3 separate regions of the Mus musculus genome follow, and regions 1 and 3 are each linked to region 2. A link is a loop called in an ENCODE intact Hi-C map of the cell type or tissue named here. Cell type or tissue: heart. All regions are shown on one strand. Links, peaks and the distances in the headings refer to the core of each region. The heading gives the core; the rest is flanking DNA.

Region 1 (7,929 bases), core at 1,728-6,727, 400 kb before region 2:
TGTGCAGACACTCATGCAGTCCTCCTGCATCAGATGCAGAGAGGAGCCTGTCCTCCTGTGTGATGGCATCTCTACCCTTTACTGACCCTGGCCACTTTTTTCTTTGGAATGCTGAAAATAGAATGTAATTTTTTTATTTAAAGAAATGCTGGGCGTGGTGGTGCACACCTTTAATCCCAGCACTTGGGGTCAGAGGCAGGTGGATCTCTGAGTTCAAGGCCAGCCTGGTCTACAAAGTGAGTTCAGGACAGCCAGGACTACACAGAGAAGCCCTGTCTCGGGAAAAGAAAGAAAGAAAAAAAAATATGATTAATGGCCATCCATACTCACCCCAGCACTACTGCACTTTAGTGGTTGATAATTGGTTGATAATTGGTGATTATCAGTGCTGTCACATGCCAGGGTGATTATCAGTGCTGTCACATGCCAGGGTTACTTTGGCAGTTGATTGAGTTTAGGTTTTTGTTAGTAAACCAAATTTGCTTTTACTGTGTTGTATTTATGAGTGCATGTGCCCCGGCATATGTGTGCAGGTTAGAAGAACATCTTTTGGTAATTGGTTCTCTTCTATCATGTGGTTCTGAGCATCAGACGTGGCGTGATGTATCAGGCGTGGCGTGAGGCACCTTTAAAGTCAGAGCTGGTAGCTGACAGTTTCCACTAGTAACACTAGTTTCCAAAAGAAGCCAGAAGGAGCCTGAGCTCACTGGCTGCTGTTGAGCAACCAAGTTTAGTTGCATCCACTGTGCCTGCAGTGGGAGCCTAGGGAAGTGGCCTCCTAAGAGACTGAAGGTTCACATCCCAGTGTGGTAAGTGGGTAGATATCCCAGGTAGAGGCCACTGTCCCTTACTGGAGAATGTTTATGAGAGGAACTCTGCAGTGGTACCTGCTACTCTCAACGCTGTTTCTTGTTGCCATCCCCACAGAAGCAGAGAGCATCCTGATCTGCAGCTATGGTGCCAGCCCTGGAAACAGCACTCGGGGGAGGGAAGAGCACATCCCAGACACATCCACATCACAGACGCCAGGAGCGAGGAGTCCCCAAGCTATAGAACTTTGAATGGGGCGGTGGAGAAGCCATCGCCCCTGCCCCGATCTGTGGAGGAGTCTTACATCACCAGTGAGCATTGCTACCAGAAACCTCGCGCCTATTATCCCGCTGTGGAGCAGAGGCTGGTCGTGGAGACGAGAGGCTCTGCCCTTGATGCTGCAGTCAGCCCCCTCTGTGAGAACGGCGACGACTCCCTCTCCCCTCGCCTAGGCTGGCCCATCGACCAAGACAGGAGCAGAGGCGACATAGATCCCAAACCCAGCTCCCCAAAGGTAGGTGTTTGCCTGTACTTACTCCTTCCTTGATGGCTGTGCTGCTGAGTCCTGGGCCAACCTCCTGTGGAAGACATTTCTTCATAGACATATTAAACTTGCTCATCAGAGAGAGGGCTTTTGGTTTTTGTTTGTTTTTGTTTTAAGGTTAAGATGTGTACAAAGTTAAGGGACCTCCTTTAGTCCCAGGAAATTTCACAAAATGGCACAATTGCAGGGTCAGGAACAGAGAGAGGAGAAGCTTAGAAGTTGATTCAAACTTGGAAAAACTATAAGGAAATTTTTTTCTTTAATATCATTTACATCGTAATTGTACCTAGGTGCTAAATTATTAGCATGAACTTAAGTCAAGTATGTTGTTAGATAACAATGTTTTTAAGAAAATTTTATTTTTTTTCCCAGACCCGTCATTAAAGTCTTTGCTACTCTGAGCATTTTCCCCAGGATCTAGCCTTATGTTTGGTTTGTTATTTAGTTTCTGTCATTATTAAGTAACTCTGTTCTGAATGCTAGGTAGCATGCCAGAGTCTCCATTTTTACTTCTTCATGAGTGCCACTGTGCCTCTCTTCTGTGCAAGAGGCCTTGTGTGGTTTCAGGTCTCTGCCCCTGTCATCCCTACTTTCTTCCACTTTAGCCTATGGATTGATTGGCCTCAGCAGCTTAAGTGCACTGCTGTGTCTTGCCAAGAGGCGGCATCCCAGCTCTGCTCCCAGGGTGTGGTCTGCACCTGCAGCTTCTGTCCTTGCCAGTGTCTATGGAAGTCTACTTAGGGTGTGAGGATAGCCTTTTTGTAGCAGATTAGTTTCAAGTCTAGGTTCAGTCACTTTGGTTTTGGCTTTCCTCATCAGATCCAAGGAAGCTTTCAGGACATTGCTTTGTACACAGGAAGCCCTAAATGTTACCATGAATTGTTATCATCCTAAATAAATGAATAAAAGTTTGAGATCTGAAACTATAGTAAAAGGCTAGCAGTCCTGTGGAAACACAATGTAAAATCTCCAAGTTCTTTTTCTTATCAAGGGAACCCCCTGGTAAGCTGACTGTATACCAGCACCATAGTTTCATCCTAATGTTACCTGGGAAAACTGTATCCTTGTTGCCGATAGGGGAACTACCTCACCAAGGCCACATATTCACTAGAGACAGCCAGGCCTCACTAACTGACTCTAATAACCTAACCATCACTAGCACTGCTCTGGGCAGCCCTTGGGCTTCTGAGAGGCCTGCTTCAGGCCGGGCGCTGGGCCAGCCAGAGGAAGCATCTGAGCCCATGGGTGCTGTGGTGCCTGAGCCCCATGGGTGCTGTGCTGGCCTGAGGCTGTACTGTGAGTGGCAGCTGGAGGTTGGGCGCACAACTGCTTTTTCAGAGGGTTATAATGCTGACTAGTTGGAGAAAAGCTGGCTGGCTGCCCAATGATGTACACATCACTGCATGCCCCCCCCCCCCCAGGTGAGAGAGTACATTTCCAAGAATGTCTTGCCAGAAGAGACGCCTGCAAGGAAGCTGCTGGACAGAGGTGGAGAAGGGCTGGTGAGCTCTCAGCACCAGTGGCAGTTCAACCTGCTCACACATGTGGAGTCCCTGCAGGATGAGGTGACGCACCGGATGGACTCCATTGAGAAGGAGCTGGACGGTAGGTTTCCTTTCTTGAAATCAGTCTTGAGCTTCCCTCTGAAGCCTTCTGAAGTTCACAGCCTTGCTGTCCAAGGACAGCTGTTTTTTTGCCTCTTCAGCCCCATCTGGACTAGTTCTCCCCTCAGTGAGGACAAATGTAACTTTGAAAATGTTTAGTTTCTTACAAAGTCTGGGGCTCTCAGGGGTCTTGCTTCACATGTCCAGTCCGTCTGCAGTGGGAACTCTGCAGGGCTAAGCTAAGTAGAGCTTAGTGGCCAAGAGCAAGCTTAGCCTCAGCACCCCACGGACGAAGCATAGCGCCTTTACAACCTGAGCACATTTTTCTTAAGTTCTGAGGGAACTACACTGTTATGGAGAGATAGAGTTGAAGCAAAGGCTCAGAGGTTAAGAGTACTGTGGTCTAGAGGACTTGGGTTCAATTCCCAGCACCCCCAGGGCAGCTCACATGCCCAGCCTTTCAGGTTTTTTAATGTGCATTCTGGGGATCAAGTTCAGATTTACACAAGGCAGTGATTTCATGGCTGAGGCATCTCTTCTAGTTTTGAGTTAAAACCCTTTCATGATGGTTTACTTACTGTTCTTGGTTATTTGTTTCCATTGGAAAGGTGGGCTCCAGGCCTAGAGCGCTGTCCACAAGTAAAAGCTGCTTCCTCTAAGCCTGACGGCCCCATCCCTGAGCTCCATACAGGCACAAAATAAATAAAATGGAATTTAAAATTTTTAATGGACCAAATTTGTAAGTCTGTGTTTGAGGATTCTGTGAATTACAGTCAAGCTCTGAAGCCTGTAACTACGGCTATGGAAAGCTCACACCGGAAGTCACTCTTAAGACAAGGGCCTTGTTTTACAAGCTTCAGTCATGTGGCCTGGCTAGCGTTCCTTTGTGGTTGGGGCCATCCTGAGGCAGAGACCATGCCAAACATGTGTTTCTCTTGCCTATAATCCTAGCACTTAAGAAACTGAGGCAGGACTGAGTTCAAAGCCAACCTGAGCAACATACAAGAGTGCTGTTCAAAGAAAGAAAAACTAATGCTTTTTCTGTTGGAGAGGGGCTGATGAGAGTTCTGAAGTGACAGTAAATGGAGTTGCCCTGTTGGCAGATGAAGGGAGGGACAGACCCACTGACATCCAGCTTGTATGAGGCCCCATGGCTTTTATTATGTATGTGAGTGCTCTATCCATATGTACCAGAAGAGGGCACTAGATCCCATTACAGATAGCTATGAGCCACCATATGGTTGCTGGGGGTTGAACTGAGTACCTCTAGAAGAGCAGACAGTGCTCTTAACCATCCACCTTCTCTCCAGCCCACCTGAGGCTCCTCCTTGCTCTGTGTGGAATGTTCTGTGGTTGCCCGAGGAGTTCTTCCTCAGGAGAGAAGTCTGAGCCGTCACAGATCTTACCTCCGTGTTGCCTGGGCTCTCTGAGTGGCCAGTGGTTGAGGTGGGAAGCCAGGCTGTCTTGGCTTCCCAGAGGACCTCACATGTATCCTTCTGATTTGCAGCTCACCTTCCCCCCATGGCTTGAAGAGGTGCCAAGAAAACTTAAAAGTGAAGGATGAAGTTTAAAGCTTTCATTTAGGAAGTAGATTAGTTTTGAGACAGGATCTGTGTGGGCTAGGCTAGTCTCAAATTCAAGAGACCCCACCTGATTGCTGGAACAAAAGCTAGTATGGGCTTACACTAACTTCTTAAAGGGAGAAAATAAGTATATTTCATGCTGCTGATAATTGTGTATCAAGAATTAATATGAAGCAAATCAGAATTGACAGTGACTTAAAAAACCAAAAACCAGACCTTTTCAAAGTCCCTATAGATTTTCTAGCAGCCCAACAACTATTTACAGTGGGAAAGATTTGTCTTCAGAGCCTTCTGGGCTTTGCTGTGGCAGAATAGCAGCTAGCTAACACAATTAAAGCAAATGCAATTCAGATGAGTTTTTTAGTTGCATTGGCCCCTCAGAGCATAACAGCCGGATCTGATCTGGCTGGTGGCCACTGACTGTATTGGAGAGGACAGACATAGATCATTCAATCACTAACTAGGACATCTTCAGGACTGCACTATTGTGAAGCATTTATATTGTCATTGCTGTAACCAAATACCTGACAGAAACAACTTGAAGGGAAATTGGCTTAAGTAGTTTATAATCTCAGAGTTGTCATGGTGGCGGGAGCACATGTCGAGGTACCCATCTATACCATGGTGGTCAGGGAGCTGGTAAACGTCTCAAAGGCGGGCCCTTAGTGACCTACCTACTCCTCCCCAGATAGCATCACCAGCTGAAGACCAGGTATCCAACAGAAGCCTGCGGAGGGTAGTTCACACTGCAGACCTTAGCATTAGGGTTTTGTGCCCTGGAGCAGTGCTTTGTGGGGTGCCCGTGTTGAAGAAGCCTGGCTTAAACTGGCTGAGCTAAGGTTGGGGTGAATCAGGTTCTGAGCACTCACTGGATCTCCCCCCCCCTCTCACCTGCAGTGCTGGAGAGCTGGCTGGACTACACTGGGGAGCTGGAGCCCCCAGAGCCACTGGCCAGGCTTCCGCAGCTCAAGCACTGCATCAAGCAGCTGCTGACTGACCTGGGCAAGGTGCAGCAGATCGCCCTCTGCTGCTCGACATGAAATTGGCCACTCAAGACATTTGGAGCACAGGCCTGGCACCTCTGCCAGGGGAGCTTCGCATATTTAAGTAAATAAACTTAGCATGCTGGATGCACGTGACACTGACTGACTTCAGGGATTTGGCCAGGAGTGTGATGGACATGGGGACAAAGAGACCATTTTGGCTGCTGGAGGACAGGGCTCTCTTGATCTGGAAGCCAACTGCAAAGGCAGCACATAGTCTTAGAATCCCATTCTGTGCACATCGTTGAACGAAGCAAGTCTTTGCACATCTTCAATTGGAATCGTGCCACTGATGATAAACAAAATGAGAGCCAAAAAAAATAAAAACCTAGTAGGAAACAGTTGTAAATTCGATTTGCAGTTTATTTAATTGACTTTTGAGTCAGGTAGAGGCATGTGCCAACCCCTCCGGTTTCTCTGCCTGGTGTGTCGTGTGGGCAGCAGGCACCCACCGCTTTCATCCCTTAGCCTCACTGGAATGCTGGGACTTCACTGTGCCGTGCAGTTTTTTGAAGGCTGGGTCCTTACTGCTCTGCTTCCTCAAGACTTCCATTTTCTCACCTCGTCTCTTGCATGGCTTCACGGTACCAGGGACAAGGTTTTATGTTTTCACTCCAGAGTCAGCTGGGCTGTACAGGGCTTCAGCAGCCAAGTGAAACTGCTAAAGGAGGAGCTAGAATCTTGATGTAATGAGAATCTACAAGGAATTCCAGGAGGAAGCAGTCAGGGGCTGGAACCCAAAGGACAGCATTTTCTACCCACTTACTAATTTCAACTGCTTCCCAGTTCTATTTAAAGTTATGAAAAAAAGTTTCCCAAAATTTTCGAACTCTTTTACTGTAAAGATTTGTTACAAAGAAGGTGGGAATTACCTTACTTTATGTCTCATCCGCAAACTTGCAACTCTGTTGCTTGTTTCCCTCCTCCCTGGAGGCTGGGGTAGCAGTCGCCACTCCAGCCACTCCACTCTTTCAATTCCCCGTCTGTGTTACTTTATGAGATGAAGGTAATTATGCTGCTTATGGTCCAGGTACAACCTCTTTGTACCTTCACAGAGATGTTTGTGTTGTTTCTTGTTTCGCAGGTTCTGGTTCCATGTGTCATTGCTATGTTGTTTGCTTGGTTTTATCTTATTAGGTGAAATGTAAAAGGTTCCGTGCTGTGAGGACTTCATTTTCACCAGTTTTTGTATCACTAACGGTAAACTTTGTTTGATTTATTCATCAACATCCACAGATTCATTATCAGTTTTGTAATCTGTAATGTTCTAGGCTGCAAATATTTACTATGTAAACATTAAGGAGCCAATGTCGGTAGCTACCAACAGCAGCACCTCTCGCTGCCTTAGGAATGGTTAAGTTTCAGGCCTAACAGGCCATCATGGCCATAAATTCAGGCTTGTGTACAGAGAAGCTTCAGGGAATGAATGCCCTTATCTAAAGATCTGTTCACCATCTGATACAAAATGTGCTGTGGAGCAAGCATGAGGTGACCTGGCATAGCTTAGGGAATGTGTGATGTGTAATTAAGCCAACACAGTCCCTTACAAGAGGCTGCTTCCCACTGCTCACATTGATGTCTTCTTGTGGGAAGAAGTGCTCCAAGAGTACACATGCCATCACGGTTCTGGATAATTTATCATAGAGCTACATTTTGAGACTTGTATGATGATTGTCTGAAAGGGAAAGAAACAAGATACTTAAAGCTACAACTGTGTGAGGTATGATGATTGTTAGATACTAATTTGGGGCCATCAAAGTGGCTTAGTTGGGAGAGGTGCTTGCCACCAAGCCTGCTGACCTGAGTTCAAGACCCAGGACCGAATAGAGAGAATTGACACCTTCAAGTTGTTCTGTGACACACATACACACAAATGTAATAAAGGATTTTAAATTGAGGTTTTTCTTTTTATGTAACTACTCTTAAGTATCACATCTGGGGAAGCTGTAACCTTGAAGGCAGTCAGTTTTGTGTGGTTCAAAGAAGGAAGCAGAAACTGAATGATGCTAATCTTGCCGTGTGGTCCTTACTGGGTTTATCATTTAGGTTTTGTAAAGGACATAATCTGGTTTCATTATTACTTGTTTTTAGGGAAACAAAGCAGAAACCCCATATTCTGATAACCTCAGTTCTTCCCTAACTTAAAGCCATGTTGAGGGGCTCCACTCCCAGTTCCTGGGTCAAAGTGAATTCACCCCTAAGTTGGAGCACTGGAATCTGTTGCAAACAATGTTATCATTTAGAAAGATGTGCACTACCTATGTTCTGTCTGTTAAAAAAACCTATCCACCTATAGAAAGTCACCTTGACAAAACAGTTCTGGTTTGATCAGTCATTCTTTAGTA
Region 2 (7,929 bases), core at 1,328-6,327:
GGGTGGCTATGGTTTGGAGTCCCAGCTGGAGCACAGATTCACTGGTGAGATGGCTTTATGTTGAACGTTACTTTGCTCAACTGTGGAATCAGAGGTCGGGGGCCTGTTAGTAAGAGGATATCTGTCCTCACAATGTTATCAGCAGGTGTATTAATTAGGCCCCCAGGAACCCAGTCCCAGAGAGACTGAACTATGTCCCTGCCCTTTAGATGACAGATCTAGAAGCTATGCCATCCCTACCCCTCACTGGACCAACACATGACATTCTAATGGTCATCTTCCTGCCACTCCCATGAGACTGGATTCTCTTCAAGGACTCAGACCACAGCGGATACAGCCATATGTCCACCCAATGCCCAGGACAGGGTCTGGCGGGGAGGAAGTGCTCAGAAAGGGTAGATGGACACATGGGTACTGAAGTCACCACGGCTAGAAATAAGCACACCACAGTCTTGCAGGCCAGGAACAGACGGGGGGTCAGTGTGAGGCCACCAGTCCCAAGGCCTGGTATATGGGGGTAGAGGGAGGCTTGTCCTGAGGAATTCATAAGGTAAAGCTTTGCTACCCAAGAGTAGCTGAAGGCTTGGCTTCAGCATTGCCGCTGCACAGTGAGGTAGGGCAGGGTTCTCCATGGCGGCAGGGGGGGGGGGTAGATGGAGCCCAGTGGTAGAAACGACAGGAACAGGTCACACATGGAAGGGGTTGCTCTTGTAAGTAGTGAGCACTTTGTCCACAGTGTGTGCAAGCATGGGCCTGGCTGGTGTGCAGAAATCACATCAGATGCATTATGAAAAGATGAACTCCAAGGTGCCACAAAGCTCACATTCTTGTCCTTCTATATAAAATGCCAGGGACAGTGACACCGTGGGGGAAGAGCATGTTTTTGCAGTAGCAGGAAATTGAAATTGAGGCCACCTTTTAAATCTATTGAGCGGTTTTGTGGCTGCCTGTTTGCTACCTTAGTTTAGACATTTAAGGGAAGTGTGTGGCCTGCACTCTCTCCACTCAGTGTGGCTGGGTCTGATGTAGGAAATGCTTTCCAGACACCAGGAGAGGACTCTGGGCTCTGGGGGCTTGTGCTGCCTGCTGAATAGAGTGAGCAGTGGGCTGGCCACAAGGTCTGAGCAGAGATGCTCAGGGTCCCCTTCGCTGAGGGATGGACCAGCTGGTGACCTGGGAGGGAGAAGTCATAGGTCCTGGTGACTAGCTGGTCGGCTGGGGTGTGAGGGAAGGCTGAGTTTGAGGAGTAGGTCCTCAACAGGAGGTAGCCACAAGTATCAAAGGTACAAGAAGGGTGTGGTACCATCCCGTCATACTGATCAGGGAGTATGTGCTTGAATCCCCGATGGAGGGCTTGTGTGCCCAGAAACCTGCAGACCTGCATTCTTTGGGAAGAGAGCAGCTTCCCCCTGTGTGGTGGCAGTCTTATGACGTAGTGTTAGTGCCCAGGCGCAGTGGCGGCGCAGGGGCATTCCACGTGGGTCATCTCTGTTGGAAGGGTATGATGAGGCCCCTAGTGTGTCCTTGAGAAGGTGTGAAGCATGCTGGGAGTGCCTGCTGAAGAGCATGGGAGAGCAGGCCAGGCGTGTGCCTGCTCCAGTGTGCTGAGATGCACACAGGACATGGGTCCAGCTTCTGAAGCATGTAAATGCCACGATGTGCCCAACGTGACCATGTATCCAAGAGTGAGTCGAGAGACGGGAGTGTAGACTGCACATCCTACTACCCCAGAGCAGCTGACAGTGACAGACGTGGAAGAGCCACTTGGAACAGGATGACCAGCTGTGCACAGCACTCCCCTCTGTCACGGATGGGTCTAGAACAAAGATCGTGGATTCTGGGGCAACACGTTGATGTACTAGGGGGGGTCTCTGATCCCCATCCAGGGACCTCTAATGGCCATTGTAGATCCAGGCTCAGGTTCCAGATCTTGGGGTCTGTTTGTGGGAGAGTTCTTTCCTTTGGAACCCTCTCACTATGGGCTCCTGTTCCATCCCCTGGAGTGTCATGAGAGGAGATGGGGCACAAGGAGTGCCGGGTAAGTGTAGCTGCAGAGAAACCACAGTGATCACAGGAGTGGGGAGTTTGGCTGGAACGAACCCAGCTTGAAAGGAAATGGACTTGGGTAAGGCCAGGCACTCAAGCTGTGACAAAGAGGCCTCTAGAACTCAGGTAATCTTCCTGGCCCAGGGCTTGCTGATGCTGGGTGATCAAGGACAAAAAGCCAGCAGAGAAGGCTCAAAGTGAAAATGGAGGGGTCTGCGAGACTCTATTCTCTGAGTGACTGGCTGGAAACCTGGCTGGCTGCTAGGTCCCATCTGAATCCCTGTCTTCGGATATTCCAGGTGCCCGGCGGAGGGGGAGAGTGGAGCACCACGCTGCTATCCCCTCGAGACATGGATAGCACCGCTGAGGGGCCCATCCCGTGCCGGCGCATGCGCAGTGGCAGCTATATCAAGGCCATGGGCGATGAAGACAGTGATGAGTCTGGGGGTGGTAGCCCCAAACCTTCACCCAAGACTGCAGCGCGGCGTCAGAGCTACCTGAGGGCTACGCAGCAGTCCCTGGGAGAGCAGAGCAACCCTCGACGGTGAGTTCCAGTCTAGAATGACAGCCCCGCTAGAGCCCCACCCCTTCGTGTACGTCACGCCCCTTGAGTTGAACCCTGTAAAAGCCACCACTTTAACTTAATGGGAGCCTGTCCTGACAGTATTTCCACCCGAGGAAGGTCTCAGAACTTGCAGTCCTAACCTTAGATCAGCTGTGTCCCTTAGGTGAGCCTCACACTGCATGCCCTGTGTCTCGGGAGCCTCGCCTTCCTTCACTTTGGCCACCCTAGCAGAACCCTGGCCTGCTGATGGACCCTGTTTCTCGGCTCTCATGCAAGTCCTAGTGACTATCCCCCTATAAGAGTTTTCTCATGCTTAGGTTAGCCCTGCCTGCTAACAACTTGTCTCCCAAACAGCCCACTTACAGTTAAGCCCTGCTCATAGTGGTAATTTGGGGAACTGGTTTAGCTAAATTCTGCCGCAGGAGCCATGTGCATAGGTGAGTTGCCCCAGGGTCCGTTACCCTTCATGACAGGTGAGAGTAATGGTAATGATTGCTGTCCGTTGACCCTGGCCTTGCTGGCTACTGTGCTTGGCCTGCATCTGCAGCCTGAAGTCCTTACCCGAGGGCTAGCAATGTGTCACCCCCATTCCGTAAATAAGGACCATGAAGTGGGAGCAAGAGGTGGTGACTCGCTAGGCACTCTACAGAAAGCTGGAGGCTAATCCAAGCCCTATATCAGGAGCCCAAACTGACCTAGAATAAGGCTGGGGAGGTCCAGGGGTAGGTAATATGAGAAAGACTGAGAAACTAGGTCCTCAGGGCAAGCAGCAGGTCCGTATCTGGATGTCACAGTGGCCCCTGAGGACCTTCGGGCATTTTCCAGTAAATACCAAGGCTATTGGCCTCAACCCACCTCTGTCTAGTCTCTGGAATTACCTCTGATTTTCAGTTTTGTAAGCGGCTGACTAGGTTGCATGGCCTCCAGTTTAAAACAGGCAAATGCAAGCATATGCTGCCACCTTGAGGCCACAGTGGGCATGACAGGCGAAGGCTGTCTGCCACTGATTTATTTTATTAGGTCTCCCAAAGGTGGAAGTTCTCCCTTTGCTTGGAGCCCCCCACCTTGCCCAGGCTGGCAGCGCTTCCACTTGCCCTCAGCAGTTGAATAGTCTTGGACAGTCTTCTCCATCCTGGCCTCGGTTCCCAGGCTGAGCCCTGTCTACCCCTTTCCCTGCCAGGAGTTTGGACCGCTTGGATTCAGTGGACATGCTGCTGCCTTCCAAGTGCCCCAGCTGGGAAGACGACTACAACCCCATCAGTGACAGCCTCAATGACTCCAGCTGTATCAGCCAGGTGAGGGTGACTGGGGGGGACAGAGGGATCGGTGCGGTGCATCGCTGTCTGTCCAGAGCTCTGTTCAGCTGCTGCCTCCACGTCTCAGATGTTCCCTCTGAGAGGCGTTTCCTGGTCACCCTGCATACAGCAGTCCCTGATGCTGCTCCCAGGCCCCCGTTAACCTACCACTCCCTGGTCCCTGGAATCAGATTAGCTCACTGATGCCTGTGCCATGCTTCCTCCTGAGGCCAGGGTTTCCCTACACACTCGTGCTCCCTGTAGGTTCATCATCTGGGCAGGCAGAGGCTCATTAGGTGTTTTCTCAGTAGACGTGTCATGTGTAGGCTCACCCATCTCACCAGCTCTCTCCTGTCTTACTGTGTCTGTCCCCTCCAGTCAGTCAGTCAGTCAGTCAGTCAGTCAGTCAGTGTCTCTGTCTCCTTCCCTCCCTTCCTCCTCTTCCTCCTCCTCCTCCTTCTTTTCTCTCTCTGTCTCTCTCTCTCTCTCTGTCTGTCTCTCTCTCTCCCACCCTCCCTTCTTCCCTCGCTCCCTCTCTGCCCTTTTCTCCCCTTGTTCACTACATTTTCCACAGGTCTTCTGTGTGCCTCCATCTCCATAGCTGTCCTTCACATACTCTATCTCCATCCCTGCCTGCCCCAGGTACCCAGAATGTCTTTGCCCTTATACAGAAAGGCATCTGGAATCTGCCGTGTTGGGGGTCCCCCCACAGACTTCACCCACTGTTCCTTTTCCAGCCCAAGTTCCCATCTAATCCAGGGTTCCTTTCCCCAAAATTTTACCCCTAAAAGGTTGACTGTCTCAAGCTGCCATAGGTGACCCTAAAGTTGCCTACTGTCCAGGAAAAGGTGGTCCTGGGTACCGTCTCTGACCTGTGTTTCTGACTGGGCTGCCAGCCCAAGAGAAAAGAAGTAGGCAAAGCACCCGTGTGTCAGGAAGGGTGCAGAGGACATGTCCTCCATACCGCCAGCCCTGGAAGGAGCTTCCGTCCCTGAGGAAGCCAGGCAAAACTCCTTCAAAACAGAATCCATCCAGGGTAAGGAAGCATCCTGAGTAGCCTGCACTAGGCCTGGCCCTCCTGTAAACTGCACCCTCTCTCTCCTACAGGTTTTTGGACAGGCTTCCCTGATCCCCCAGTTGTTTGGCCATGATCAACAGGTCAGTATGTTCGCCAGTGTTGATCCCCAAACCAGAGTACAGGGCTGGGTCCTAAGCCTTCAGAGGAGGGGTCCAGGTACTCAGCCTGGGTTCAGTCCAAGCAGAGCTGTGTTAGCCAGCAGCCCACCCCCATCCCCGCGTGAGGATGGAGGTGAGGTGACATCATCATGTCCTGACCTGAGCTATCGCTTCACTGTGTCTTACTTTGTTCTTACAACTGGAAAGCACAGTGAGGCTCTGTGGATGGACAAGAAGTCGCTGCAGGGCAGTGGAGCAGAAGCAGGGCAGTGGAGGAGAACCATGAGGTCTCCTGCCTCCCCGAGTCAGGCCAGGGGAACTGGTTGGTCTGTCGCACCCAAGCTGGTTTGCAGTGAGAATGGTGATGGACTGTCTCCCTGAGGAACCACCCACCCACCCTCTGCCTCTCTCTCCCTGCGTGAGACCAGGAAGGCTTCTGTTTAGACAGGTTAGAGGCTTGGAGACATTCTCTAACAGGTTCAGGTCCCTGGGTTTTCCTCTTTCCAGAGTCCCAGTGACCCTTTAAGGATGTGGGGTGTTGGCGTGAATATGGAAGCTTTTAACTCTATAAAAGTTGGTAGTGTGATGCCAGTGTGGCTGTGGCTGTCTCTGTGTCTGTCTGAATTATACTTCTTCTGGACACCCGTGCCTGGAGTGGGCCCTCGCCTCTCAGCTCCAAGGCCAGAAAAGGGGCAGGAAATGTGCAGTTGACCCAATTTAAACTTACCCCCCCCCCCCGATCTCAGTTAGGGTTTTACTGCTGTGAACAGACACCATGACCAAGGCAACTCATACAGACAACATTTAATTGGGGCTGGCTTACAGATTCAGAGGTTCAGTCCATCATCCAGGCAGGATCATGGCAGCATCCAGGCAGGCATGGTATAGGAGGAGCTGAGAGTCTACATCTTCATCTGAAGGCTGCAAAGAGAAGACTGGCTCCCACATGATTAGGAGGAGGGTCTTAAAGCCCATGCCCACAGTGACACACTTCCTCCAACAAGACTACCCCTCCAAATAGTGCCACCCCCTGGACCAAGCATACTCAAACCATCACATCCCCTGTCTAGCTTAGGAATGAATGAGACTCAGACCATGGTTATTTTCTTTGGCTTCGACAGTTACTGGGGGGTTACAATACACAGCAACAGACCAAACCTCAACAGAAATGTACCCAGAACCCAGCCTTTCATCTTGGTCAGGGGTGGGCATGTCTCCCAAGGCACAGAACACAGGGTGGCAAAGCTAGTGCTGGCTGTCTCCTAATTCCCACCATGGTATTGCTGTGCCCCTCCCCATGTTGCAGAACGGTGCGTTTACTCTGTAAGGAGTGCCCTGTAGGCCAGGCAGATCTCTATCCTGCAGCTCCCATGGGTGTATGGAAACATGTTGACATTAACAAGCACAGAAGCACCTGTGCATAGGAAGCCCTCAGGGAGACGCACACGGACTACCTGACACCTCCTATCAGTTTGGGAGGTGTCTGCACAAACATTTATAAGTACTTGTTCATTGCACACAGCTTCCTGCATTATCAGGTGTGTGTGACCAGTGAGTCTTTCCTGGACTCCGTTGTGACCAGGTGATGAGTTCACTTGTGTGATCTTGGTTTTGTTTGGAGACAGGGTCTCATATCCCAGACTGGCCTTAACCTTCCTATGCAGCCTTAAGATCCTGATCCCCCTGCCTCTACATCCCAAGCTCCGAGATGGGCAACTATACCCAGCCCTCATTTAGTTTTGATGGCACTTTGAAATTAATACTGTTATCAGCCCCATTTTATAGATGGAAAACTGAGGCACAGAGTAGATGATTTGCCCACATTCATACTGTAAGGGAGACAATGGGCCCACAGTTGAAACCTGGGCGGTCTGCTTCAGAGCTCTGTTCCTATGGTGCGGACCCAAAGCAAGACCTTGTTGCCCTGGGCAGTCACAGAGACTCAAAAATTCCTTAGTTTTCAGCTTTCAAAGGTAACATTATGCTTTAATGTCCTCTGTAGATGTATTTTGGGTATGCTATGTGGCCTGATTTTTATCTTAACAGATTGTCCAGTGGAACTCCCTGCAGTGATAGCTAATGGTCTACAACCCATGCCTGCCCATGTGGCTTTTGACCCAGTGAAATATGACTAGTATGTCTACCAAACTTTATTCAATTCTAGTTGATTTAAACCTAAATGGCATGGTCATGTGTGTCTCATAGCTACCATGGCAGCACAGGCTCAAACCTTTCCAAACACCTTCTCAACTGTGTGAGAAACCATCTAGGCATTTAGCCTAAAGGATACACCCAGGCTGTTTGTCACCCAGGCTGTTCCATCTAATGCAGACAAGGAAAGGCATACTTAAGCCAGCCCAGGGCTGTCGAGGCCATGCTGCCCGGTTAGAGCCGACCCAGATCCATTGTCATTCCACAGGACCTTCAGTCTGCTGTGCCACTCCCTCTAGCTCAGCGACCCCACCCCCACCCCCACCCCCAGGCTTCTACCTAGTGGCCAGCTGACCCTTTGGCTTCTGCCGCATGGTCCCTAGCTGCCAACGTAGCCTGAAATGGCAATCAGTAAGACCTACCAGAATCTTCAGGGTGTATGTGTGGCGAGGCTGCTCTGTGTCACACCTCTGGCTTCCTGTCTGCAGGATCCTGGATGGTGGTCCCTGGAGAGATGCTTAGCAACTGTGTAATTTGAGATGGCAAATATACCTACAACCGCTCTCCCTATTGCCCTGGTAGTTATGGATTATCCCCAGTACCACCATCTACCAAGCTATTGCCTCCGCTCATATCTAGCCTCTGCCTCCTCTCCAGACCTCACTATTCCCATACCACAGCATCCACTGGGTCACT
Region 3 (7,929 bases), core at 1,728-6,727, 180 kb before region 2:
AGCTTATTCATGCTGGTATCCTACCCCATGCTGTACCCTCTGGGCGGAAGGCTCCTTCTCCCTTTCCGTGCCTCACCGTGATCCAGGACAGCTCACGCACCTCTCTCCGTGCTTTTCTGGCTACCTGGGAGGCAGTACTAGCCCTACAGCATCCTGCTCTGTCCTGCCACTTTGGCTCTAACATTTCCAGCACAGTCAGGGCAATGGCTGGTTGCTCTGCCCTTCTCCCACCAGGTCTTAGCTGTTCTAAGGTACACTCGGTACCAAGGGACGATAAACGAATGAGCAGCTAGATACCAGGATTCTGGAAGAATCTCTCCTTTCTCCCTCTTCCTTCCAACCACATGAAAAGCTAGATCCATTTATCAGACCTACAGTGTGTAAAGCCATGAACTAGGCCTGAGAGTCGAGTCAATAGAAGCTGATCATTTAGCTTGAGACACCTAGGATACGGTTTGTAAAGCCAACTGATGTGTTTTCTCTGGCTTTAATTTTTAAAATTACATTGTGTTTTTTTATATCATAAAAAATATACCAAAGAAAAGCCCACCATGCAGAGGCGACGATAAATCCACACCTGAATGGAATCCCCCATGCTTTCCATATCTTTCGGCCAGCTAGCCTCCTCGCCTGTTCCCATCTGTTGCCTGGCCCCTGGATACTTCCGTGTGTAGTTCTTCCACTGAGCAGCAGTTTGCACGAAGTGACTAAAAGGTGTAGGCGACGTGTGTGTAAGGAGAACGCTGAGCATTGAGTTTAACCACACCAATACAGCCTCAAAAGACATGCAGCCCTGAAGCATGGGGTCAGGCCCTCCTCATGCAGGCAGTGGCCTTGGCTCTCTCTCTTTGGGTCCTTTCTCAGTGACACCAACCATGCCTTTACATACTTTTCCGTGGGGTTGGGAGAGAGCTTTCTCCTCCTGCATCCCTGTTGTCTGTGAAGAGGAGTTGTGTCTAGGCTTGAGTTTTCACGTGTCCCCTTTATGTTCCTGTAGTCTGTGAAAGCAGAAACCATGACCGTCAGCAGTCTGGCAATCAGGAAGAAGATTGAGCCAGAGGCCATGCTGCAAAGCAGAGTCTCCGCTGCAGACAGCACCCAGGTAACCTGTGCCCCTACTGTAACCTGACACAGGGACCGGCCATTTGAACATAGGATCCTCACTGAAGTGGCCAAGCCCTTTGGTCAACCTTTTCCTTCCCTTCATCCTCCCTGAGGTCAGACACGGAACAGGGAAAAACCATGCTTTCCCATCTGTAAATGGGGGTGATGTTGCCTCCCCCCCCTCCTCCTGGGGGTGTTCAGTGCTCATGGCTAGCAGTTTAGAGGCATGGCTTTCAGGCTGCTTGATACGTGTGGAGAGGATCTTTCCAAGGCAGCTTGGGGGAGAGAAAAGGAGACCTCTCAGTCACTGGTTGTTCAGAACAGCTTATCTGGGTCATTTTTTATGCATGGAGGTTCCACATTCGATTGGAAAGATGAACAAACCAGGCCCAAATGACTGAAGAATGTGTTAGTGAGGTGAAACTAGCTTGCACCCTGGAGAAGGCTAGCTTGCCTGGGAACAGCTCACAGCTTAGTGCACACTTCCTGTGTGTCCTCTGTGGCTCTTCAACTTTTAAAATGTATAAGTCTGAGGGATTGCCCCTGGTTCTTCTTGCCACAGGACTTCAGAGCTCAGTCCCTTCTCCTGGTGACCAAGAGCAGAGTCCTTACCTGGGGTTCCACCCCCAGCACAGGCATTCTGAATATGACATAAAATAACACAAATGTATTTTCCAGATTTTTTTCTCCTACTGTTACAGTATGCCAAGTAATGGCTTTGCAGCTGCTCCTGCCGTTAGAGAGTCGTAAGCTGGCTACCCCAGACAGGCCTCTGCCCTCCCTGGCTTGCTTTGTTTTAGCAACCTTTGTTTTTAATGCAAAGGATAAAGAAATCAAAACGACCTTAAATCCCATAACCTGGTGTCATCAAAACATCAAAATGTCCAGTTATAAAAGTCAATAGACTGGATGACATTATCTATATGTTGTCTCCTGGGAGAAGATACTAACACAGATGTTCACATCTGTTCATACTTAAAGTTATTAGATAAATAAGACCACTGACTCTTACAGTATATCCTTTGCCCTCAACAAGCTTAGAATTTACTCAATTGCTGTCTCTGTCTCTATCTGTCTCTCTGTCTCTGTCCCTCCTCCTTCACTTCTGTCTTCATGAGACAGGGTCCCTGTTAGGTATCTCAGACTGGCCTCAAACTTATTGTGCTGCTGAAGGTGACCTTGGGCTTCCTCCTGCTTCTACCTCCCATGTGATGATGAGATTGCAGGTTGCAGCAAATACCTAATTTTTGCATTTTTTAAATGGGGTCTGGGAATAGAACCCAAGCTTCATGCATGCATGTTAAGTGAGCACTTTACCTCCCAGCCCCATGTCCACTGGGGAAGCATGTCCTAACTGTGTTTCCGTCTCCCCTCACTGGACCCTGTGATGGATTTTATCTTTCCCAGTATTCAGTGCTATGGTAAAGTTTCCTTGTTCATATTTCTTGGTGGACTTTTAGAAGTATCAACTTCTGTTGTAGTTAGGGTTTCTATCACTGGGATAAAACATGATCAGAAGCAACTTGGGGAGGAGAGGGTTTATTTCAGCTTAGAACTCTCAGGTCACACCCATCACGGAGGGAACTTCAGCCAGGAACCTGGGGACAGGAACTGAAGCAGAGGCCATGGAGGAGTGTTGCTTACTGGTTGCTCTTCGTGGCTTGCTCAGCCTACTTTCTTTCAGTCCTTCCTTCCTTTGTTTCTTTGTTTCTCTCTTTCTTTCTTTTTTCCTTCCTTCCTTCCTTCCTTCCTTCCTTCCTTCCTTCCTTCCTTTCTTTCTTTCTTTCTTTCTTTCTTTCTTTCTTTCTTTCTTTCTTTTTCTTCTTTCTTTCCTTTTGAGACAGGGTATCTCTGTATCTCTGGCTGTCCTGGAAGTTGCTTTATAGACTAGGCTGGCCTTGAACTCACAGAAATCTGCCTGTCTCTGTCTCCTGAGTGCCAGCCAACTTTAGCCTACTTTCTTATATCATACAGTACCATCTGCACAGGGTTGGTACCTCCTCCAGTGACCTGGGCCCTCCCACATCAGTCATTAATCAAGAGAATGCCTGACAGACTGCCCATAGGCCAGTCTGAGACATTTTACCAGTTGAGAGTTCCTCTTCCCAAATGACTTTAGCTTGTTGTCAAATTGACATTAAACTAACCAACATGACATCAAAGGGTAACTTCCAAGGTTGAATGGAATTCACCAACTTGCCTGGTTGCTTTGTCCAATACAGTGGTTGAAATGAAGTCTTTGAAGAGCCTTGGGGCCCCTCTGCAGTACAGTGTGAGCACCCCCAGTGCATGTCCACTCCTGAAACCTGTCACCTTGTAACTATAAGCCAGGTGACAGATACTACAGATACGTGTAGTCCTGTCATCTCTCATGCCTCCTTCTCTGCCTCATAGGTTGATGGGGGTACTCCAATGGTGAAAGACTTCATGACAACTCCCCCCTGCATCACCACAGAGACCATCTCAACCACCATGGTAAGTGGAACCCAGGAAGCTCCCCTCTCTTACCCACCCCTTACTCTCTCTCTCTCTCTCTCTCTCTCTCTCTCTCTCTCTCTCTCTCTCTCTCTCTCTCTCTCTCTCTCTCTCTCTCTCTCTCTCTCTCTCCCTCTCTCTCTCTCTCCCCCCCCCTCTCCTCCCAGTACCCAGAACCTGGAAACTGCTTCAGCAAGCCTCAGATGCCCTCATGGCAGTGAGACAGATGACCAGGTTCCTGTTGTCTGGTACCTTGACTGCTCTAGTACAGATTGCCAGTCTTCGGTTTTGCCAATTGAACAATGTGTGGAGCAGAGGCCCTGACTCTCAGTTATTTGGGCCATCCCAAGCATGCAGGGGTAGAGGGAGAGTAAAATGATCAGATTCTCAGCATGCAGGAATCTTGCAATTCCAGGCAAATCTACCTGCCGGAAAGCCCCCATCCCACCCCATCCTCCAGCCAGCCAGCAACCCCAAACCACCCTCAGTGTTGCAGACCACTTTCTCACTATAGCCAGTAGATGGCAGCAGTGAACCTGGTTGGAATATTCAGGGTTTTTTTTTTTTTTTTTGACACCTTTTAAGGGACCTTGTGGATTTTGCTATTTATTTGCTGTCTGACCAGTAATGAAAAGTACTTGGTCTCAAGTATTCTCATCGTATGGGACTCTAGAGCAGCAGTTCTCAACTTTCCTACTGCTACAGCCCTTTAATACAGCTCCTGGGGTTGCGGTGACCCCAACCATAAAATTATTTTGTTGCTACTTCATGACTGTAATTTTGCTAGTTATGAATCAGAATGTAGATATCTGATACGTGAACCCTGTGAAAGGGTCCCTAGGTCACGACCCTCAGGTTGAGAACTGTCGCTCTAGAGCCTTTAGGAACAGTACAGACCTGTTATTCTGCACACAGGTTTCTGTGTCAGACAGCCTCCTGAGATGTTTGACCTTTGGCTTATTAACCGTGGTTATCTGCTGTTCTTTCTCCTGCATCCTTTACAAATGAGAAAACTTAAGTTCAGGGGGATAAAGAGATGAACCCAAGGTCACATGACCAATAAATCTCAGTTTAGCCTCAGGCATTGTGACATTGGAAGTTCCACTTTCACTGTCAGTCTCTCTGCTCTGCCCATGTCCTGACCTGTGGGAACATCAGTTCTGGGGCCTGGGGCTGCAGAATGTAGTGATACCTCATCCAGATACTCTTGAGCTATTGAGAGATGCTTGTGAATGCCGTCCCTTGTCCAACTCCGGACCTATTCCTGGGAAGATAATGTCATTAAGTCCGACTCCTCAGCAGGTGGGTTTTAAGTAAACCGACCCCAGGATCGATAAACAGCCAGTTACCAGATGGCACATGTATCTCTGATCACTCGGTTCTTTCTCCCCCTCCCAACCATTACTCTTAGGCACTGAGATACTTGTAAGGGTAAATGTAAATGTCATTATGGCACGTAGACAGTTAACTTCATTCATCTCCTCATCCATCCATTCATCCATTCATTTGTTTCAAAGCCAGTGATGAGTCTGTCTGCCTAGCACAGGGATACAGAGCTGCAGTGCCCACCAGCATCCATTGTGCTGCCATCACAGGTGCCTGTCACGTGTGCAGCTCCTGGGCACAGTGATGAGCAAGGCCCACCCTTCTCACTTCCTGGCTGGATGGCCTTGGGCAAGTCACCTGAACCTCTCTAAGCCTTCTTGCCACATCTGTAAAATGGAGTGGGAGAAAGGTTTGTGTGAGACCCAGCAAGTACCCTCTGGGAAGCCTGCAAAACAACACCTGGCCTGTAGTGTATCGAGAAGTCAGCTAATGCTGTCTCTTTCTTGCCTTCATGGAACAGTGCAACAGGCTAGGGGCTGCTGGGAGGAGCCAGGAGGGTAACACAGCTGCTGGGAGGATGTGAGGAAGTTGTCTATAGCATAGGCAGGGTCAGCGGAGCTATGAGGAAAGGATGGATGGGGGTGGGCATGGCCACAGGAGGATGCTTCCAGCCTGTGAGAGCAGGTGTAAGGCCTGCAGGTGAAGAAGCACATCTGGGTGGCAGATGTGTACAGATGTGTACAGGAAGGGGAGGGGGAGGAGGAAGAGGGCTGAGAAGACAGACTGAACCAGAGCGGGAAGGGTTTGCGGTGTGTGTAGGATGGTTTAAACTTGATTCTGGAAACAAGAGGGGAATGGTGCCTTTGGAGTAGAAGCAGGGGATCAGCTGCGAGTGCATTAGACCATCGGCATGTGTGGAGTGTGGCCTGGAACAAAGATTCCTCCCTCCTGCTTCCCCTTCCTCCTTCCAGCCTCTTTGCTTCCCTTAATAAATATTTACTGAACACCCACGATGTGTGAAGTACTGTTCTAGGCACTGTGAGTCTGGCACTGGAGGAGACAGTGCCTGGATCCCTGGGACCCACGTAAGGACAGAAGACGGTGGGGACCTAAGGGCTGCTGTCTAGCTGGAGCGCCACCAGGGTTCAAGAGGGTGGCTGCAGCAGAGATTTAGGGACTAGAAAGTCCTGGAGCAGGAAAGTACAGTATTTGCTTTCTGGTAAGATGTTCTGGAGACAGGACAGATGGGCTGGGGACAGTGTTTACTGGCCAGTGGTTCTTACAGTGTGGTCCCAGGTACCTGTGACAAAGGCACGTTCCTCACCCGGCTCCGAAAAGTCTAATTCAGAAGCCAGGAGAAGCTTGGCAGCCTGTTCACAAGGGATCCCGTGTGAGAGGAGTGTGATATTTGTATGTTAGGAGCTGGCAGCCAGTTACCCTGCAGACTTGACGTGTGAGGAGCCGATGGAGTGTTTCCAGGAAAGGCCCAGGAGAAAATTGGTTTTGAAGATTTGGGGTTCAAGAAAAATCTGCATGACAGGTAGAGGGATATAGTTGTGGCATCAGTGAAGCGGTAGAATTTCCTGGGTATCTGAGTGGGTAGAGGGGAGCCCTGGGGAGAGATAGAGGGTTAGCCTTGCCCAAGGAGAACTGTGCTTCCATGAGTTGAGAGATGGCCCTAGCTATGCACACATCCAGGGCAGGGAGAAGAAAAGACCTAGGCCTTGAACAGCCTGTGTCCCCTTTAGTGGCTTTTGTTTTCGATGCAAAGATGAAGATGAGCTTTGGACGCTGGCCTCAGGCAAAGAGAGAACATGAAGAATAAGAGACTATGAGAGTGTGGTCTGAGGGATAGAAGGATCAAAGGGATGATGGTCGCTCCCTAAGCCAGAGGAAGAACACTCTCCTAGAAATGACCTTTGCAGTCTGGAATCTAAGTTGCTATAGGGAATGTGCCTTATGGTGCTGTGCCAAGTGACCTGGCCACCAACAGTCTGGGCAGGAGCTGGCTTAGCAGAGGCGAGGATGGAGCAGAAGGCTCTGTCCTTCCCCATGCTTCGGTAGGGTTCGTTGCCACGCACAAAACAAGACTGGCGTCCGTTTGTCTGAGATGCTGCATAATAGAGGTTAGCTGGAGACTATGCAGAAGTGAGAGGCAGCAGAGAGAACCTTGGTGTCTCTTACCCAGATATGGGACACTAAGTCTAAGGCAATTCCAGGCAGATAGAATAGTTATGATCCAGGACGAGACCAGGGAAGCTGGCTCAAGAGTGACGGCTCCAAGGGCCAAGTGCTGGGACAGCCACCAGCACCTACAGCCTTGGAGGCTGCTCGCTCAGAGTTAATGTCTGCTATCACCACTGACTTGCCATGAGACTTGAACAAGCCACATACTATAGTTTTCCCTCCTGTGTGTCCTCTGCAGAACAAGTTCTTGCTACCAAGAACTGCCTTCAGTGGCTTTGAAGGTTAAGTGAGGTCTCACATAGGCACCCAGCTAGTGGAATGTTTAGTGCCTAGCAGGTACCAGGAAGTACTTACAAGATCCATCTGCCTGTGCTCCTGAATTTACCGGCAGCTTTTGTTTACCTATGTTCTTCACTTATGGGCACAATGGGATTAGGCGAAGGTCCTTTTTCACAGACAGTAGGGAGGAAATGGTTCTGCCTCAAGGTCCACAGCAGGTCCAGGACAAGAGCCTGGGCTTCCTGACTTTTAGTGCTTCCAGAGAGCAGTACCATATCTTGTTCACTGTGACTCCCTAATAGTGGGGATCCAGTATATCTTTGTCGAGTGAGTCTATAAGCAAGCATGCAAGTGTGTGTCTATGGGGATTGAGTCTCTGGGGGTTGAATGCCTCAGCTCTCTGCTTCTGTGTCACTTCTCAACCCCATGGTGATGATAACCACATGGTCACATGCCCTGGCTATCCTGGAGACCTATTGAACTGAGACCTGGCCATCTGAGCACTATTGTCTCCCCAGGAGAACAGTCTCAAGTCCGGGAAGGGGGCAGCTGCCATGA

Evidence for each region. A loop is a pair of places that touch in the nucleus more often than their neighbours do. Peaks named below come from ENCODE experiments on the same cell type or tissue, not always from the same donor. Only the 100,000 strongest peaks of a DNase experiment are listed, where the experiment ranks them.
Region 1: a loop joins it to region 2, with 2.6 times the contacts of the local background. A loop is called at or near these places in 5 of 42 quality-filtered maps.
Region 3: it touches region 2 in a loop (9-fold over the local background); 40 of 42 quality-filtered maps call a loop at or near these places.

Annotation. Positions count from the first base shown.
Region 1 is chr2:156,301,856-156,309,784 of GRCm38, forward strand. It overlaps Phf20 (PHD finger protein 20), which reads left to right. Exons shown (of 18, transcript NM_172674.2): 16 at 928-1,324; 17 at 2,776-2,959; 18 at 5,439-7,929. The coding sequence ends at 5,581. Among named protein-coding and RNA genes, the nearest start is that of Cnbd2, 6.7 kb to the right of the region's middle. In heart, for the core only: CTCF peaks have their summits at 4,150 (motif pointing right) and 5,578 (motif pointing left); no DNase peak of the experiment used is centred there.
Region 2 is chr2:156,702,065-156,709,993 of GRCm38, forward strand. Dlgap4 (DLG associated protein 4) reads left to right here. Exons shown (of 13, transcript NM_146128.6): 4 at 2,346-2,590; 5 at 3,792-3,906; 6 at 5,014-5,064. Gm34111 (a long non-coding RNA gene) reads right to left here and starts at 5,937. Exons shown (of 2, transcript XR_375168.1): 1 at 5,906-5,937. In heart, for the core only: no CTCF peak of the experiment used is centred there; a DNase peak (open chromatin) is centred at 3,647; H3K27me3 peaks cover 2,926 bases.
Region 3 is chr2:156,525,892-156,533,820 of GRCm38, forward strand. Epb41l1 (erythrocyte membrane protein band 4.1 like 1) reads left to right here. Exons shown (of 25, transcript NM_001368800.1): 19 at 998-1,102; 20 at 3,499-3,579; 21 at 7,890-7,929. Among named protein-coding and RNA genes, the nearest start is that of Aar2, 18 kb to the right of the region's middle. In heart, for the core only: a CTCF peak has its summit at 4,098 (motif pointing right); no DNase peak of the experiment used is centred there; H3K27me3 peaks cover 845 bases.